Linked DNA regions of Homo sapiens: region 1 is linked to region 2. A link is an interaction called in ENCODE POLR2A ChIA-PET data of the cell type or tissue named here. Cell type or tissue: PC-9. All regions are shown on one strand. Each heading gives the region's core, and the rest is flanking DNA. Links, peaks and the distances in the headings are about the cores only.

Region 1 (8,941 bases), core at 1-8,000, 72 kb before region 2:
CGGGCCAGACTCGGAGCCCTCCCGCGAGGGCACGGCCGAGGGCTTGTGGACAACAAACACGTTGTTGCCTTTGCTTTTGGGACAGCCCGGCAGGTTCCGGAGCCACTGGAAGCTGTGGCTCGATGGCTGGGAACTGGCAGGGACCGTCTGGCCTCGGAAGAGAGGCAGGCAGGCAGGCACGGAGCCGCCTTCGGGCCAGCACTCCGCGGTGGACCGGGCCTGGAGCAGCGCGGTATCTGGCTCCGGCTCTGGCGGGTCGGGGGCGCCGTTCTCGGCGGCCCTGGAATTAGGGGCTGTGAACACGTCAGTGGCCGGCTCTTTCTGTGGGAGGCAAGGCTCCTCGGGAAGCTCGGTGTCCAGCGCTGCTGGGGCCGCGTGGGGGCCGGCTGGGGTGCAGGACGAGGACCCCGATGAGGCGGGGCAGGGACAGGCAGTGTTCCTCCCTTCGCTGTCTGAAGCCCCCGCCGGGGCTGGGCCAGGAGAAGGGGTCTTCTGGTGGACGATGCTACTCACGATGCGGCGCAGGAGGTCCCGGTGGGGCAGGAGGGAGCCGGGGGACCTGGCCTCTGGGGGCACCAGGGACCGCAGGCTGCTGGGGGGCGGCTGGCCGGCCGACTCGTGGGCGTGGGGGGAGTCCCCGCAGGCCTCTTCCTCCGGGGGGGCTTCCTTCAGGATGCACAGGCCGTGATGGACCTCGTAGTGCCGGCGCAGAGAGCGGTAGTCGCAGTAGCTCTTGCTGCAGCCCTGCTCGATGCACACGAAGGGCTTTGTCTTCTGGTGGGTGAGCATGTGCCCGGTCCTGGAGCCAGACACAAGCAGGGGCGTCACCGGGGCACCTGGGACCGGGCTTTCTGCTGTAGGACCCTGGTGGCCCCCAAAAGTCTGTGGTACAGTTGCACCACAATTCAGAAATTGTACTCAGCCCCCACGAGGAAAGACCACCCAGCAAACCCTGCTTCGGTCAAAGCCATCTGGCAGGGGAGTTCCTCTCCCCTCACCTTTAAGCAAACCCCTTACAGAAAAGTAAAAAAAAAAAAAAAAACCAGCGGGGCACAGTGGCTCATGCCTGTAATCCCAGCACTTTGGGAGGCCGAGGTGAGTGGATCACTTGAGGTCAGGAGTTTGAGACCAGCCTGGCCAACATGGTAAAACCCGTCTCTACTAAAAATACAAAAAATTTAGCTGGGTGTAGTGGCACATGCCAGTAATCCCAGCTACTGGGGAAGCTGAGGCAAGAGAATCACTTGTACCCAGGAGATGAAGTGCATTGCAGTGAGCCGAGATCACACCACTGCACTCCAGCCTGGGTGACAGAGTGAGACTCTATCTCAATAAACAAACAAACAAATAAATAAAATTTTAAAAAATACAAAAAAAAAAATCCACTGAGGCCAGATCAGATTTCCCCAGAGTGGGTTCCCAAGGAACACAAAGACCTCCAGAGTTGCTCCTCAAGGACTTTGGCACAGCTAATAAATAAGTTTTGAAAAAACACCATTCACTCCTTGGAGGTTCACGATGCACAGTAGCAAATTTAATTAATTAATTTTTTGTTTTTGAGACGGAGTCTTGCTCTGTCACCCAGGCTGGAGTGCAATGGCACGATCTCGGCTCACTGCAACTCTGCCCCCCAGGTTCAAGCGATTCTTGTGCCTCAGCCTCCAAGTAGCTGGGACTACAGGTGCGTGCCACCACGCCCAGCTAATTTTTGTATTTTTAGTAGAGACGGGGTTTTGCCTTGTTGGCCAAGCTGGTCTCGAACTCCTGACCCTCAAGTGATCTGCCTGCCTTGGCCTCCCAAAGTGCTGAGATTACAGGCGTGAGCCACTGTAGCCGGCACACAGTAGCAAATGTAAAAGCCACACAGAGAGAGACCTGTTTAACTTTCAGTGTCTCTCAAACTTATTTGCCCAGAGAACTGTTTTTGGTTTTGTTTTCAAAAAGCCCCTATTAGCATTCCTGAGAACCAGAATTCTGCAGAATAGACTGGAGGAGATGCTAACTTGGGGACGATCCTTCCTTTAACAAAGGAATCTGTGCCTTACCGTAGGAGACCCCTAAGAAGATGCTACCTGGAACCCCCCACAGCAAAGAAGCCAATTTACAGAGGCCCAATCCATAGAAACATTATAGAGCCAAACAGCCAAATGTGCCTATAGTTTCTGCAAACAGAAATGCATGTAAATATGTATTGCATCACACCTACCTCTGCATTAACACATTATAAATATAAGCAGAGGAGTACATCACCCTCTGGGCCCCCAACAGCCCTGCTCTGGACAGTCCTAGTCGATGTGGACTAAATCATAAAGTCTTTCCCCAAAGGCTCACCCTCAGCCTCTGTCTGAGGGAAGCAACAGAGAGGGAATCAGGAGACCTAAGTTCTACCCCCAGCTATTACCAACTTGTGACATGAGCAAATTGGCTCCTTTTCCTGGGGTAGGTGTGGGTGAGAGGATAAGATGAAAGATGGATTAGTCAAAGCCCCTTGTGAAAGGGAGGAGCCCCATAAGAATGCTAAGTACTTTCATCTCCCACTTGCAGGTCTCCTGGTTTGAAAAACATGTGTCTTTCTTTCCCCCACAGGCAAGACAAGCTTATCATTTCCAAGACATTAAGCGGTGGCTCACACCTGTAATCCCAGCACTTTGGGGAGGCCGAGTCACGCAGATCACTTGAGAAATCCTGTCTCTACTAAAAATACAAAAATTAGCCAGGCATGATAGTGCATGCCTGTAGTCCTAGCTACTCAAGATGAGGAGGCAGGAAAATCACTTGAACCCAGGAGGCAGAGGCTTGCAGTGAGCTGAGATCACACCTCTGCACTCCAGCCTGAGTGACAGAGCAAGACTGTCCAAAAAAAAAAAAAAAGGAAATTTTGCTCCTGACACTTTTTAAGTCAAAAGTTAAAAGGAAAAGAATGAGTTTTTTAAAAAAGAAAAAAAAACAAAAAAAAAAATAGAAAAGAAAAACAAAGCTGGGGCCGGGTGCGGTGGCTCACGCTTGTAATCCCAGCACTTTGGGAGGCTGAGGCAGGTGGATCACAAGGTCAGGAGTTTGAGACCAGCCTGGCCAATATGGTGAAACCCCATCTCTACTAAAAATACAAAAATTAGCTGGGCGGGGTGGCATGCGCCTGTAGTCCCAGCTGCTCTGGAGGCTGAGGCAGGAGAATCGCTTGAACCTGGGAGGTGAAGGTTGTAGTGAGCCGAGATCGTGCCACTGCACTCCAGCCTGGGTGACAGAGCAAGACTCCATCTCAAAAAAAAAAAAAAAAAAAGAAAAAAAAAGAAAAACAAGGGTTAATTCTCCATTGCCATGTTCTAGAAGCAGGCGTCTCATCTTTCCTGTCTCGTGCTATCCCAAAACACAGAGAACACAGATCCGTTTTCCTCAGACACCTACCAGAGACTCAGGACATAGCTCTATAAAGTTAGCCCAACTCCTCCCATGACACAATTGACTCAGAAGCCAGCTGTTAGGCGTTTTTAACCCACAAGCAGCCCATCTGCAAACAGAAGCAGGGGCTTCCTCACAGGCGTGAATTTAGGGGCTGGGACAGCAGCGCCCACTCTCTTCCCTGCGCTCTGATGGTGTGAGAAGAACGGAGTGGGCTGGGCACGGTGGCTCACACCTGTAATCCCAGAACTTTGGGAGGCCAAGGCGGGAGGATCACTTGAGGTCAGGAGTTCAAGATCAGCCTGGCCAACATGGTGAAACCCTGTCTCTACTAAAAATAATACAAAAATTAGCTGGGTGTGGTGGCGGGCGCTTGTAATCCTAGCTACTCAGGAGGCTGAGGCAGGAGAATCACTTGAACCCGGGAGGCGGAGGTTGCAGTGAGCCGAGATCATGCCACTACACTCCAGCCCGGATGACAGACAAAAAAAAAAAAAAAGCATGGAGTGGCTGTGGCTGCGGCTGAGCAGAGGTAATACACGTCTGGAAAACCCAACAGAGGACGAGACAGCAGGTTGATCTGGGAGAATAGGAAGAAGACCCAGGAACATGTCCCCACCCCCAGCCCCTGAACAGACGTTTTTCTGACCAGACTCCCACATACAGGTGGTCCTGGCGCTTAAAGGCCTTGCTGCAGATTTTGCAGACGTGCTTCCTTTCCTGGCTGTGTGTCAGGTAGTGCTTGCTCAGAGAACTGGCGCTGCTGAACACCTTCCCGCACAGGCTGCAGTCCAGAAGTGGGTTTTGAGGGGAACTGTGCTGCCGCTTTCCTTTCCTGGCACTCCCCGAGGTGGCCCTTCCTCCTTCGTCAGCCTCTTTAGCCTTAAGCACACCTAGCCCCAGGTCTAAACAGAGGGAGAAAGCACAGGTTATACACAGCCAAGGCAACCAAGCGAAAAGCACGACTAAGGCACTCTACACCTCTTAGAACCATGGTGGCCTTGTAAGTGTTGCGCGAGAACTCTTGCTCCACACAAAGTAAACAAGGTTCAGGAGCAGGTGAGGGGAACAGAAGCCCTGCAGGATGGCACCCGGACTTGGTGCCACGTGTGGAGGGATGACTGCAGACTGAAGCCCTTCCAGAGCAGCATGACCACAATGGGCTGGGCTTTATGACCACACCATCACCTGGTACTCTTGGAACGGCAATTAGAAATATATTATCCAAAACCTTGGAAAAGTAGAAATCCTTGCACACACCCAGCCAATTCTGTTTTTGGGGTTTTCACATAAGGAAATAAATGTAGCTTTGTACAAAGATCTAGCTGCAAGGGAGTAAACTGTCATACTGCTTTTCCTGGTGAAATGTTATAAACAACCTAATATCTGGGTTGGGTGTGGTAGCTCACACCTGTAATCCCAGCACTTTGGGAGGCTGAAGCAGGCGGATCATTTGAGGTCAGGAGTTCAGGACGAGCCTGGCCAACATGGTGAAACCCCGTCTCTACCAAAAATACAAAAATTAGCTGGGCATGGTGGTGTGTGTCTGTAATCCCGGCTATTTGGGAGGCTGAGGCACGAGAACTGCTTGAACCCAGGAGGCGGAAGCTGCAGTAAGCTGAGATAGCACCACTGCACTCTAGCCTGGGCGACAGAGTGGGACTCTGTCAAAGAAAAAGAAAAAGAAAGAAAGAAAGACAGGAAGGAAGGAAGGAGGAAGGAAGGAAGGAAAGAGAGAGAGAAAGAGAGAGAGAGAAAGAGAAAGAAAGGAAGGAAGGAAGGAAAGAAGGAAAGAGAAAGAGAAAGATAAGGAGAGAAGCAAAGAAAGAAAGGAAAGAAAAAGAAAAAGAAAGGAAAAGAAAGAAAGAAAAGAAAGAAAGAATCAGATGGACTAGTAGGATTATTAGCTGGTTTTATTTTCCTCTTTTTGTATAGGTAAATTGTTTATATTTTATGTATCCCTTGGATAAAATGATAAAATATATAGTTATGAATCACATCACCCAAGAAATAGTTAAAGGAACTGGGAATATTCAGTTTGGAGAGGTCAGACGTCTTCAAATATCTGAAGGGCCAGTGTATACAGGAGACAGCAGACTGCTTCTGTCTTGCTCTAAGTACAGTGGTGCGATCACAGCTCATTGCAGTCTCTAAGTCCTGGGCTCAAGTGATCCTCCCACCTCAGCCTACTGAGTAGCTGGGACTACACGGGCCACCACCACTCCCAGCTGATTTTTAAATTGTTATTTGTTGTAGAGCTAGGCTTGGTGAATGAAAATTAAAGGGAAGCTGACCTCACACCACTGGAAACATAGGGTTTGGCCTTGCTCACTGCTGTGTTCTCAGATGCGAGAGTTCCCATTCTGGCACTCACAGGCACTCAATAACTGTATGTTAGATGAAGGAATAATAAAAGATTTTTCTACTTTTTAGATTGACCTGAAAGGTGGATTAGACTGTCTTTTTTTTTTTAATTTTTTTTTTTTTTGAGACTGAGTCTTACTCTGTTGCCCAGGCTAGAGGGCAGTGGCGCAATCTCGGCTCACTGCAACCTCTGCCTCCCAGGTTCAAGCCTCAGCCTCTGCAGTAGCTGGGACTACAGGTACCTGCCACCATGTCCAACTAACTTTTGTATTTTTAGTAGAGATGGGGTTTCACCATGTTGGCCAGGCTGGTCTCGAACTTCTGGCCTCAGGTGATCCACCCACCTCAGCCTCCCAAAGTGCTGGGATTACAGGTGTGAGCCACCGCGCCCAGCCTGCCTTTTTAACTTCTTATTTCTTATTATTTTCTTGATAGAGATGGGGTCTCACTATGTTGTCCAGGCTAGAGTGCAGGGGTTATTCACAGACGCAATCATAGCTCACCGCAGCCTTGAACTCCTGGGCGTGAGCAGTCCTTCTGACTCAGCCTCCCAAGCAGGTGAGACTACACGTGCACACCACCATGCCCAGCTAATTTTTATTTTTATTTCTTGAGACAGGGTCTTATTCTGTCACCCAGGCTACAGTACAGTGGTGCGATCACAGCTCATTGCAGTCTCTAAGTCCTGGTCTCAAGTGATCCTCCCACCTCAGCCTATTGAGTAGCACGGGCCACCACCACCCCAGCTGATTTTTAAATTGTTATTTGTTGTAGAGATGGGGTCTCACTATGTTGCCCAGGTTAGTCTCAATCTCCTGGACTCAAGCAATCCTCCTGACTTGGCCTCCCAAAGTGCTGGGATTACAGGCGTGAACCATACATAGCACCTGGCTTAAACTGCCTTATGAGATGGCAAGTTTGTTTGTTTGTTGAGATGGAGTCTCACTCAGTCACCCACGCTGGAGTGCAATGGCGCCATCTTGGCTCACTGCAACCTCTGCCTCCTGGGTTCAAGTGATTCTCCTGCGTCAGCCTCCTGAGTGGCTGAGATTAGAGGCGCCTGCCACCATGCCAGGCTAATTCTTATATTTTTAGTAGAGACGGGGTTTTGCCATGTTGGCCAGGCTAGTCTCAAACTTCTGGCCTCAAGCGATCCTCCCACCTCAGCCTCCCAAAGTGCTGGGATTACAAAGTGCATGAGCCACTGTGCCCAGCCAAGATGGCAAGTTTGGAAATAATAATTTATCAGGGATACTATGGAGATGGGATCCAAGAATTCAATGGGCCAGGGCATGGGAAGAGCAGGAGGTTGCTCTAAAGGATCCAATCGTGCAAATTCTCTGTGGCTCATGAGATGCAGTGTGACAGACACAGCAGAAGGGAAACTGGGCTGGGAGTCTTGAGGCCTAGACTCTCCTCCCAATCCTGCCTGTGGCCATTTGTCATGGAACTTGCTTGGCCTTTGTCTTTGTCCTCTGAGAAATTACTATAATGAGTAGTCAAATAACTCCAACAGTTTCAACAAGGAAAAACCGGGCTCCCTCAGGCAAAAGTCCTTAGCCTTACTCAGTCACTTAAAAATGCCTATTAAAATCGAGACCATCCTGGCTAACATGGTGAAACCCCGTCTCTACTAAAAATACAAAAAATTAGCTGGGGGCAGTGGCGGGCGCCTGTGGTCCCAGCTACTAGGGAGGCTGAGGCAGGAGAATGGCATGAACCCGGGAGGCGGAGCTTGCAGTGAGCCGAGATCGCACCACTGCACTCTAGCCTGGGCGATAGAGCGAGACTCCATCTCAAAAAAAAAAAAAAAAAAAAAAAAAAAAAGCCTATTAAAGCAACTATAAAACTAGAAAACAAAACGTTTTTAAAAATTGGCAAGGAGGCCGGGCACGGTGGCTTATGCCTGTAATCCCAGCACTTTGGGAGGCCGAGGAGGGTGGATCATGAGGTCAGGAGTTTGAGACCAGTCTGGCCAAGATGGTGAAACCCCGTCTCTACTAAAAATACAAAAATTAGCTGGGCGTGGTGGGGGACACCTGTAATCCCAGCTACTCGGGAGGCTGAGGCAGGAGAATCGCCTGAACCCGGGAGGTGGAGGTTGCAGTGAGCCAAGATTGCACCATTACACTCTAACCTGGTGACAGAGAAAGACTCCGTCTCAAAAAAATAAATAAATAAATAAAAATTGGCAAGGACACTGAAAAACAGGCAAACAGAGGAACTAGCCTGGGAAGTCACTTGATCTTCTTAGAAACCAGTGTTATAAGGGCTCTACAGTTTTTTAACATTTATTTATTTATTTATTTGTTGAGATGGAGTCTCACTCTGTTGCCCAGCCTGGAGTGCAGTAGCATGATCTCAGCTCACTGTAACCTCCATCTCCCAGATTCAAGCAGTTCTCCTGCCTCAGCCTCCCGAGTAGCTGGGATTACAGGCACCCACCACCATGCCAGGCTAATTCTTTTTTTTTTTTTTTTTTTGAGACGGAGTCTTGCTCTGTTGCCAGGCTGGAGTGCTGTGGTGCAATCTCGGCTCACTGCAACCTCCGACTCCCTGGTTCAAGCGATTTTCCTGCCTCAGCCTCCCAAGTAGCTGGGATTACAGGCACGTACCACCACACCCAGATAATTTTTGTATTTTTAGTAGACAGATTTCACTATGTTAGCCAGGATGGTCTTGAACTCCTGACCTCATGATCCGCCTGCCTCGGCCTCCCAAAGTGCTGGGATTACAGGCGTGAGCCACCACGCCTGGCCAAATTATTGTATTTTTAGTAGAGATGGGGTTTCGCCATGTTGGCTGGGCTGGAGTGGAACTCCTTATCTCAAGCGATCCGCCCACCTCAGCCTCCCAAAGTACTAGGATTATAGGCATGAGCCACCATGTCCGGCCAGAGCTATAAAATTGTTTAATGCTCCGTCTGGGTAAACTGACTTTGAGGAAAATATTCAAAGAACTAATCCAAAAGAAAACTCAACATGTACAAAGTTGTTCACAGAAACACTTTAACAGTCCAAACAGCAAGAATATGGTCTAACAGTCCAATGGAATAGCTATTTCAGTGACCCTCAGTATGAAGGTCTACCTTCAATATGAAAGCAAATACACCAACTCTTACAACTTAAATGGAATTATATACTTAATATTATCTCTGCAAGACTATGTATGTCTGACT
Region 2 (9,055 bases), core at 401-8,400:
ATTTTTAAATATTTTATTTTATTTTATAGAGACAAGGTCTTGCTATATTGCTCAGGCTGGTCTCCAACTTCTGGGCTCAACAGTCCTCCGACTTTGGCCTCCCAAAGTCCTGGGATTATAGGCATGAGCAACTGCACCTGGCCGTCTTTGTTTATTATTATTTTGTTTTCTTTTTTCTTTTTTTTTGCCATCTAGACTCGGCTTGGCAGATTTATTTATTGTTATTTTAACTTATATTTTTTATTTTTTTGAGACAGGCTCTCACTGTGTCACCCAGACTGGAGTGTAGTGGCGCCATATCGGCTCACTGCAACCTCCGCCTCCCAGGCTCCAGCAGTTCTCGTGCCTCAGTCTCCCGAGTAGCTGGAATTACAGGTGCCTGCCACCACACACGGCTAATTGTTGTATTTTTAGTAGAGAAGGGGTTTCACCATGTTGGCCAGGCTGGTCTCGAACTCCTGAACTCAGGTGATCTGCTCACCTAGGCCCCCCAAAGTGCTGGGATTACAAGCATGAGCTATGCACCTGGCCTTTTTAACTTTTTGTTAAGGAAATTTTAAAGCACTCACCGAGAGTTGAGAAAATAGCACAACCACCCCTGTGTAACCATCACCAGCTTCTGCAAAAATTTTCTGCTGATCTGATCTTTTTTTTTTGGCCATTACCTACTGTGCACATATATTTTTTCTTTTTTGCCAAGGTATTTTAAAGCAAATTCCAGATATCATATCATTTCCATTGTATTATTATTGTTATTAATGGTGGTGTTATTTCTGGGATCCAGAATTTGTTTCAGCACCTCCAGAGTCTGTCCTGTTCTATGAAGAAAGTGGCATTAGGCCCATTTCATAGGTTGGGAAACTGAGGCAGCAGGGAGTGGGCTTTGATCAGGTGGTCCTTTTTCTGTGATCCCCTTTTTGGGACTGTGGTGAATTCCCTGTCTTGGCCACACCAAGCCTCAAACCCTGTGGGTTGTTTCTGATTACACAGGTTTGGGGGTCACACCTGGGTGCATGCAGTGTGGGGTACAGGTTCTGTTACTCTGTGCAGAAATCGTCCTCATAAAGGAAGAGTTGAAGTGGGGCTGGCAGCAGGGGATGGACCCCTAGGATGACCCTGGAGGTGATGGGCAACTGGGTCAGCTGTGTGGGTTAAAGTCCTGTTTCTGCTCCTTCTAACCCTGTGACTTGGTGGCAAGCTATTTCCCTCCTTTAGTCCAGGTTAGAGAACTGGAAGTACAGGAGAGATAATAAATACTTATTTGGATGACCTTATTGTTAAATAAGGTCTAGCGTGGAAAAGATGTTTTGCAAGTGCCTGGCTCAGAGTAAACGGTCACTATTGTTAGTGTTGTTATTGCTTCTGTGTATACTCTTGAGGTTGGGGACAAAAATGCTGTTTCTAGGATTGCAGAGGAAGGGTTGATGCCCCTTGACCCCCCAGCCCGGCCCCGCTACCTTCATTCCCTTGCCATGCCCACCCTGTCCCTCTGCACTCTCCCTTTGAAGTGCTTGCCTGTTTAGGGGGCTGCCAACTTCAGCGTGGCCCCTCTCAGCCTCTTATGTCCTCTGTGTCCCAGCCTGGTAACCTTGGGAACGGAGTGAGCGGGAATATCTGTCTGAGGCTGTGAGACCCTTGCTAAAGACCCTTGGGGTCCTTGAGGGAGCGCCTGGTGGCCTCTGCTGCCTGGAGGCAGAGGATGGCCCAGTGTCCAGGGACACCTGCAGGTGAAGCTCCCCGGAGCCACCTTTCCAGAGGCTGGATGCCAACTCTCGTCCACCGTGTGAGGCTGGGCGGGCAGATGTCCACAGCGCCTGCCTCACAGGGTGGCTGTGACAGTTAGCTGGACTATAACCTCCATCACCTGGCACGCATAGTGTCTCATTGACCTCAGACACTTGGCGCCCGGCCTGGGTGCGGGAGTTCTCCCTGGGAGAAGTCTGAGCTCACAGCTTAGCAAGCTCTTGCTGTACTGCGGAATTTCTCTCCCTAGAACGTGCGCGGTGATCTCCTACTTTTGTGTGTATACTTACTCTTTCGTGGACAGTGTATATATATATGTATATATACATATATATATACACATTTTTTTTCCCAACCCCTTTTTTTTTTCCTTTTTTTTGTGTGTGTGTGTTTGAGATGGGGTCTCGCTGTTTCGCTCTGTCCCCTAGGCCGGAGTGCAGTGGCACTATCTCGGCTCGTTGCAACCTCCGCCTCCCGGGTTCAAGACATTCTCCCTGCCTCAGCCTTCCGAGTAGCTGGGATTATAGGCGCCCGCCACCACGCCCGGTTAGTTTTTGTATTTTTAGTAGAGATGAGGTTTCACCATGTTGGCCAGGCTGGTCTCGAACTCCTGACCTCAGGTGATCTGCCTGCTTTGGCTTCCCGAAGTGCTGGGATTACAGGTGTGAGCCACTGGTCCCAGCCTCTCCCAATCCTTTTTCATTGAAGTGTAATTCGTATACAGTAAAATCCGCAGAGGGGCCAGGCACGGTGGCTCACACCTGTAATCCCAGCACTTTTTGGGAGGGCGAGGTGGGAGGATCACTTGAGGCCGGGAGTCCGAGACCAGCCTAGGCAACATAATAAGACCCTATCTCTCCAAAAAACAAATAAAGACCTTAGCCAGTTGTGGTGGCCCCTGCCTGGATCTAATCTGGAGGCTGAGGTAGGAGAATTGCTTGAGTCCAGGAGGCTGAGGCTGCAGAGAGCCATTCATTAAAATGCACATAGTTTAAGCATGCCTTTCCATGAGTCCTAACCCCTATCAAGATACAGCACATTCTCGTCACTGCCAGAAAGTTGCCCTTTGCCCCTTCCTGGTCAGTACCTGCTCCCAGAAGCAGTCACTGGCTTGCCTTGTCATTGTGGGTCAGCCTTGCCTCTTCTAGAATTTCACAGAGGGGGAGTCCTGCCCCGTGGAGTCCGTTGGGTTGAGCATCTTCGGCTCAGCATGATCCTTTTGAGATGCAGGGATGTTGGTGTGTGTGTATCGGGAGTGTCTTCCTTTAAGAAATTCTTTCCCGTGAGTATTTCTTCAAGCCTGGCTTTCTCATGAGGCTCCAAACTGCAGAAGATGAGAAGGGAGGGCTGTGTTTCCTGTGTTCTCAGCTCCTGGTGTGCAGTAGGTGCTCTGTAGATGCTTGTTGAATGAATGGATGGGTGGATGACAGGCATGTCCCAGGGATGGAGAAAGGGGAGCAGAGACCCTGTCTTTGGAGTTCCTGTGTGTTTCTCAAAAAGTGTCCCACTGGCCAGGGCGCAGTGGCTCACACCTCTAATCCCAGCACTTTGGGAGGTCAGGGCAGGTGGATCACCTGAGGTCGGGAGTTTGAGACCAGCTTGGGCAACATGGTGAAACCCCGTCTCTACAAAAAAATACAAAAAGTAGCCGAGCATGGTGGTGCATGCTTGTAGTCCCAGCAACTTGGGAAGCTGAGAGGTGGGAGGATCACTTGAGCCCAGAAGGTCGAGGCTCCAGTTAGCTGTGATCATACCACTGCACTTTAGCTTGGGCGACAGAGTGAGACTGTCTCAAAAAAAAAAAAAAAAAAAAAACAAGAACAAAACCCACATGCTTCCAAATGACCAGGGATGCTTGTGAAAAATGACCATCCCTGGGCTCCACACAGACCAAACTCCTGGGAATCCCGATGAGTGGCGTCCAGGAAACAGCATTTTCATCAAGCGCTGTCTCTGAGTAGTTCTTTTGCACAGGTAGCCCAGCCCTAAATCCTAGGCCTCTTCCGGCAGCAGCAGAGCTCCCCAGCAGGCCTGTCATCCAGTCAAGGCGGCCATGGGTCTTGGAGCCCCACTCGATCTCTGTCTACGGCCATTGCTTGTCCTGACCCTGGCTGCCTCCCTGGTGCCTCTGTGTGAGCCTGGAGTCCTGTACTCACTCCCTAAGTGCTGTTCAAAGAGGGAATGAATGGGAACCTGGGAGGTAGGTCAGGATTGTTGACCTCCCCACTGCTCAGCGGGGAAACCGAGGCTCCATGAGTTCTGGTGTTTCTCCTGCAGTTCACCTGGGAGTGGAAGCCAGACAGGGTATTTCCTGGGCTAAGCAGCCATCAGTTGTAAGATGCAGCTTCCTTTTCAGAGACAAAAGTGTGAAAAATGCGCATCTTGGAGTTGATAAAACTCAGGAAAAGTCCTGTCCCACCCTGCAGTTTGCCCGCTGTCTCAAGGCTGTTTTGTGCAGGGTTGTCTTTTTCTGTTAAATTTCTGTCTCGTTAGCCAAAGGAACAAAATCCCCTGATGTCTTCCCAGTGCTTTGTACCTTCTCAAGCATGTCCCCTTCCATGGTCCTGCTTTTGTATTTAAAATTTTTTAGTCTTTTTTTTTTTTTTTTTTAAATGCGAGATGGAATTTTGCTCTTGTTGCCCAGGCTGGAGTGCAATGGTGCTATCTTGGCTCACTGCAACCTCCGCCTCCCAGGTTCAAGCAATTCTCCTGCCTCAGCCTCCTGAGTAGCTGGGATTACGGGCACATGCCACCACACCCGGCTGATTTTTGTATTTTTAGTAGAGAGGGGGTTTCACCATGTCAGGCTGGTTTTGAACTCCTGACCTCAGTTGATCACTGGCGTCCGCCTCCCAAAGTGCTGGGATTACAGGCGTGAGCCACTGCACCCGGCCTGAATTGAGAGACTTCTTTAACTCAGTTTCTTTTTATTTTCAAGATGGAGCCTTGCTCTGTCGCCCAGGCTGGAGTGCAATAGTGCGATCTTGGCTCACTGCAACCTCCACCTCCCAGGTTCAAGCAATTCTCCTGCCTTGGCTTCTCAAGTAGCTGGTGTTACAGGCGTGCACCACCACCCCCAGCTAATTTTTGTACTTTATTTTTTTTTTTTTGAGATGAAGTCTCACTCTGTTGCCTAAGCTGGAGTGCAGTGGTGCGATTTTGGCCCACTGCAACCTCTACCTCCCGGGTTCAAGCAGTTCTCCTGCCTCAGCCTCCCGAGTAGCTGGGACTACAGGCCTGCACCACCATGCCCAGCTAATTTTTGTATTTTTAGTAGAGACAGGTTTCACTATGTTGGCCAGGCTGGTCTCGAACTCCTCACCTTGTGATCTGCCCGCCATGGCCTCCCAAAGTGCTGGAATTACAGGTGTGAGCCACCACTCCCGGCCATACTTTTTTAGTAGAGATGGGGTTTCGCCGCCATGTTGGCCAGGCTAGTCTCGAACTCCTGACCTCAGGTGATCCTCTCGCCTTGGCCTCCCAGAGTGCTGGGATTACAGGCATGAGCCACCACGCCTGAGTGTAACTTGGTTTCTAACAAAAGTCTGCTTAAAAATATGTAGGAGTGGGCCGGGCGTGGTGGCTCACGCCTGTAATCCCAGCACTTTGGGAGGCTGAGGCGGGCAGATCACGAGGTCAGGAGATCGAGACCATCCTGGCTAATGCGGTGAAACCCTGTCTCTACTAAAAATACAAAAAATTAGCTGGACGTAGTGGCTGGCGCCTGTAGTCCCAGCTACTCGGGAGACTGAGGCAGGAGAATGGTGTGAACCCGGGAGGCGGAGCTTGCAGTGAGCCGAGATTGTGCCACTGCACTCCAGCCTGGGTGACAGAGTGAGACTCTGTCTCAAAAAAAAAAAAAAAAAAAAAAAATTTAGGAGTGGGCCGGGTGCGGTGGCTCATGCCTGTAATCCTAGCACTTTGGGAGCCCAAGGTGGGTGGATCACGAGGTCAGGAGTTCAAGACCAGCCTGGGCAACATGGTGAAGCCCCATCTCTACTAAAAATACAAAAATTAGCTGGGCATGGTGGCAGGCACCTGTAATCCTAGCTACTCAGGAGGCTGAGGCAGAGAATTGTTTGAGCCCAGGAGGCGGAGGTTGCAATGAGCCGAGATAGTGCCACTGCACTCCAGCCTGGGTGACAGAACGAGAGGCCATCTCAAAAAAAAAAAAGTGTGTGTGTGTGTACTCTCATATATTAGACATTACATAATACATAATAGAAATATAAAACTATACATTATTATATATAAAAATATATACTCCTATTTATAAAATTCCCTTTTATTTTCATTCCCCTCCCCGTCAGCGACCTCCTGTGCTGGAGTGAATTGCTTGCTTTGTGCGATGGATTTTTGCTTTACAGAAAGGATACTGCTTCTGTTTCTCCTCCTGCTGCTTTTCCTCCCAGTGCTGTGTTTAGAGGGTCGCCTTGTTGGTTACCTGTCCCTCCCTGCTGCTCCTCCCTGCTGTGCGCTCCATGGGCTGCAGGTAGTACAGTTCACTTCAAATCCTCATGAGGGTCAGACCCCCAGGTGTTCACCATCTCCCTGTCACAGAGGCACAGAGGTAAAATGACTTCCCAAGGTCACACAGGGAGCTGCTGCCTGAGCTGGGATTTTCGTCCTCCTGGTTAATTCAGACTCACACTCAGGCTTCCTACTGCTTGGACTGTGGCCCATGTTCTCACCTCCAGCACAAATAGCCGGTGCTGTGCCTTCAGGGACTGGGGAGAGCGATGAGGCAGGAACACACCCATTCCCCTGCAAAGCCAGATCAGTGTCTGAGGATTGCCAGCTGAGCCTGGGGAGGTCAGGCGGGGAGGCATCAGGGTAGGCTTCCTGGAGGAGGGAGCTTCTAGGGCAGGCTTTGGGGCTTGGGGGTAGGGTAAGAAAAACAGGGAATCTAGCATGATCCAAGGTCATTGCCCTGAGCAGCTGGGTGGAAGGAAGTGTTCTTTCTCTCTCTCTCTTTTTTTTTTTTTTTTGAGACTGAGACCGAGTTTAGTTCTTGTTGCCCAGGCTGGAGTGCAGTGGCGCGATCTTGGCTCACCGCAACCTCTGCCTTCGGCGTTCAAGAGATTCTCGTGCCTCAGCTCCCCGAGTAGCTGGGATTACAGGCACGCACCACCGCGCCCGGCTAATTTTGTGTTTTTAGTAGCGTCGGGGTTTCTCCATGTTGGCCAGGCTGGTCTTGAACTCCCGACCTCAGATGATCCGCCCACCTCTGCCTCCCAAAGTGCTGGGATTACAGGCGTGAGCCAACATGCCCGGCAGATTGTGACTCCCTAGTGCCCTCAGGTAAAACCTCTTCAGCTCCGTACAAAGTCTTTCTGATCTGGCCTGGCTTATCTCCTACCCTTTTCATCTTGCCTTTCACTCACCAAGCTGGTTCCCGCCTCCCCACCTCGGCCTGCACTGTACTCTGCCCAGAGTCATCTTCCCCTGCTACAAGCATACCCCAGAGAGCAGGCAGGTTAGGTTCTAGACAGTGCAGTAAAGTGAGTATCACAATAGAGCGAGCCACACACGTTTTTTGATTCTCCAGTGGATACAAAAGTTACGTTTATACGATACTGCAATCTGTTAAGTGTGCAATAACATCATGTCTAAAAAAACCAGTGTACATACCTTAATTAAAAATTGCTTTATTGCTAAAATATGCTGATACTGACATGAAGTGAGCTTGTGACTGGGAAAATGATGCAGATAGACTCACTGGACAAAGGGTTGCCAGAAACCTTCAGTTCGTAAAAAAATGCTGTGTCTTTGAAGTGTAGTAACAAGTTATGCCTGTACCTCCCACTGCCACGCCCTGACTTTTTTTTTTTTCTTTGGAAGATAGGGTCTCATTCTGTCGCCCAGGCTGGAATGCAGTGGTGTGATCATACTCACTCCTGTCTTGACCTCCCAGGCTCAAGCGTTCCTCCAACCTCAGCTACCCGAGTAGTTGGGACCGCAGGCATGTGCCACCATACCTGGCTGATTTTTTAAGTTTTTGCAGAGATGAGGTTTCACTATGTTGCCCAGGCTGGCCTTGAACTCCCGGGCTCAAGTGATCCTCCTGACTCAGTCTCCCACAGTGCTGGGATTACAGACATGAGCCACTGCACCTGGCTTTTTTTTTTTTTTTTTTTTTTTTTGAGACAGAGTCTCACTCTGTTGCCCAGGGTGAAGTGCAGTGACGTGATCTCAGCTCACTGCAACCTCCACCTCCTGGGTTCAAGTAGTTCTCCTGCCTCAGCCTCCTGAGTAGCTGGGATTACAGGCGTGAGCCACCACGCCCAGCTAATTTTTGTATTTTTAGTAGAGATAGGGTTTCACCATGTTGGCCAGGCTGGTCTCGAACTCCTGACCTCCAGTGATTTGCCCTCCTCAGCCTCCCAAAGTGTTGAGATTACAGGTGTGAGCCACCAACCTGGCCTTTTTTTTTTTTTTTTAAGAGACAGGGTCTCACTGGTGCCCAGGCTGGATTGCGGTGGCGTGATTGTGGTTCACTGTGGCCTCCAACTCTTTTGGGGCCACATCTCGCAGGTCTCTGCTTAAATGCTCCCTCCTCGGGGAAGCCCTCTTTGACTTTCTCGTCCAATTTCCTTCACTTCACTGAGCTTATTTCCATGTTAGGTGACATCCTCAGGGTCTGACAAGGACTGAATAAACCCCTAACTGATACTGAATGATTGAGGGGCCAGGTGACCTTTATACAGATCGTGAGGAGATTGGGTTGGGTTTGGATTGGGTTTTTGAGTTTCTGAGCTGAGTTGGAGGCTTAGGAGAGAAAAGGAAAGAAGGTGAGGGAAGGTTCTGGAAGAGCCTGGAGGAGGTGGTACTGGGTTGGGCTCAGAAGTGAAGTTTGCTCACAGTTTGCGAAGTGGAGAGGGTGTGAAGGCAGAGGTTGTGTGTACAATTGGGAAAGCGTTCAGGAGGCCAGCATGGATGGGCTGAGAGACACAGGAGGAGAGGGAGGCCGTGGGGCTGTGTGGGGGCCGGGGGCACGGGGAGCTGGTAGTTAGGGAGAGCTCTGGCAGCTGCCTTGCTCGACATGGAGAGGCGCCTTTTGTTTCTTGGCCCCTGGGTCTTATGAGCAAATGGTGGTTCTTAATTTGGGGTAAGAGGGAGCTCCAGTCCTTTTAGGAATCTGCTTAGAGGCCACAGACTTTTCCCCAGAGAAACACACACTTGACTCTGTATCCCAAAGTTTGGCAAAGGGGTTCAGGAGGGGTGGGGAGCCAGTTAAGAGCTGTTCACGGATCGTGATGGCAATAACCATGATAATCACAGCCAGCACTTACCTTGGCTCGCCCCAGCTTGG

Evidence for each region. Peaks named below come from ENCODE experiments on the same cell type or tissue, not always from the same donor. Only the 100,000 strongest peaks of a DNase experiment are listed, where the experiment ranks them.
Region 1: POLR2A ChIA-PET joins it to region 2 with 14 read pairs; 13 of 35 experiments call an interaction of 5 or more read pairs at or near these places.

What each region holds. Positions count from the first base shown.
Region 1 is chr19:47,545,182-47,554,122 of GRCh38, forward strand. It overlaps ZNF541 (zinc finger protein 541), which reads right to left. Exons shown (of 17, transcript NM_001277075.3): 4 at 4,064-4,304; 5 at 1-799. Among named protein-coding and RNA genes, the nearest start is that of ZNF541, 23 kb to the right of the region's middle. In PC-9, for the core only: no CTCF peak of the experiment used is centred there; DNase peaks (open chromatin) are centred at 4,460 and 7,280; H3K27me3 peaks cover 29 bases.
Region 2 is chr19:47,617,132-47,626,186 of GRCh38, forward strand. The region is part of intron 1 of BICRA (BRD4 interacting chromatin remodeling complex associated protein); the gene reads left to right. Among named protein-coding and RNA genes, the nearest start is that of BICRA, 13 kb to the left of the region's middle. RefSeq lists an enhancer at 3,441-4,001. In PC-9, for the core only: no CTCF peak of the experiment used is centred there; no DNase peak of the experiment used is centred there.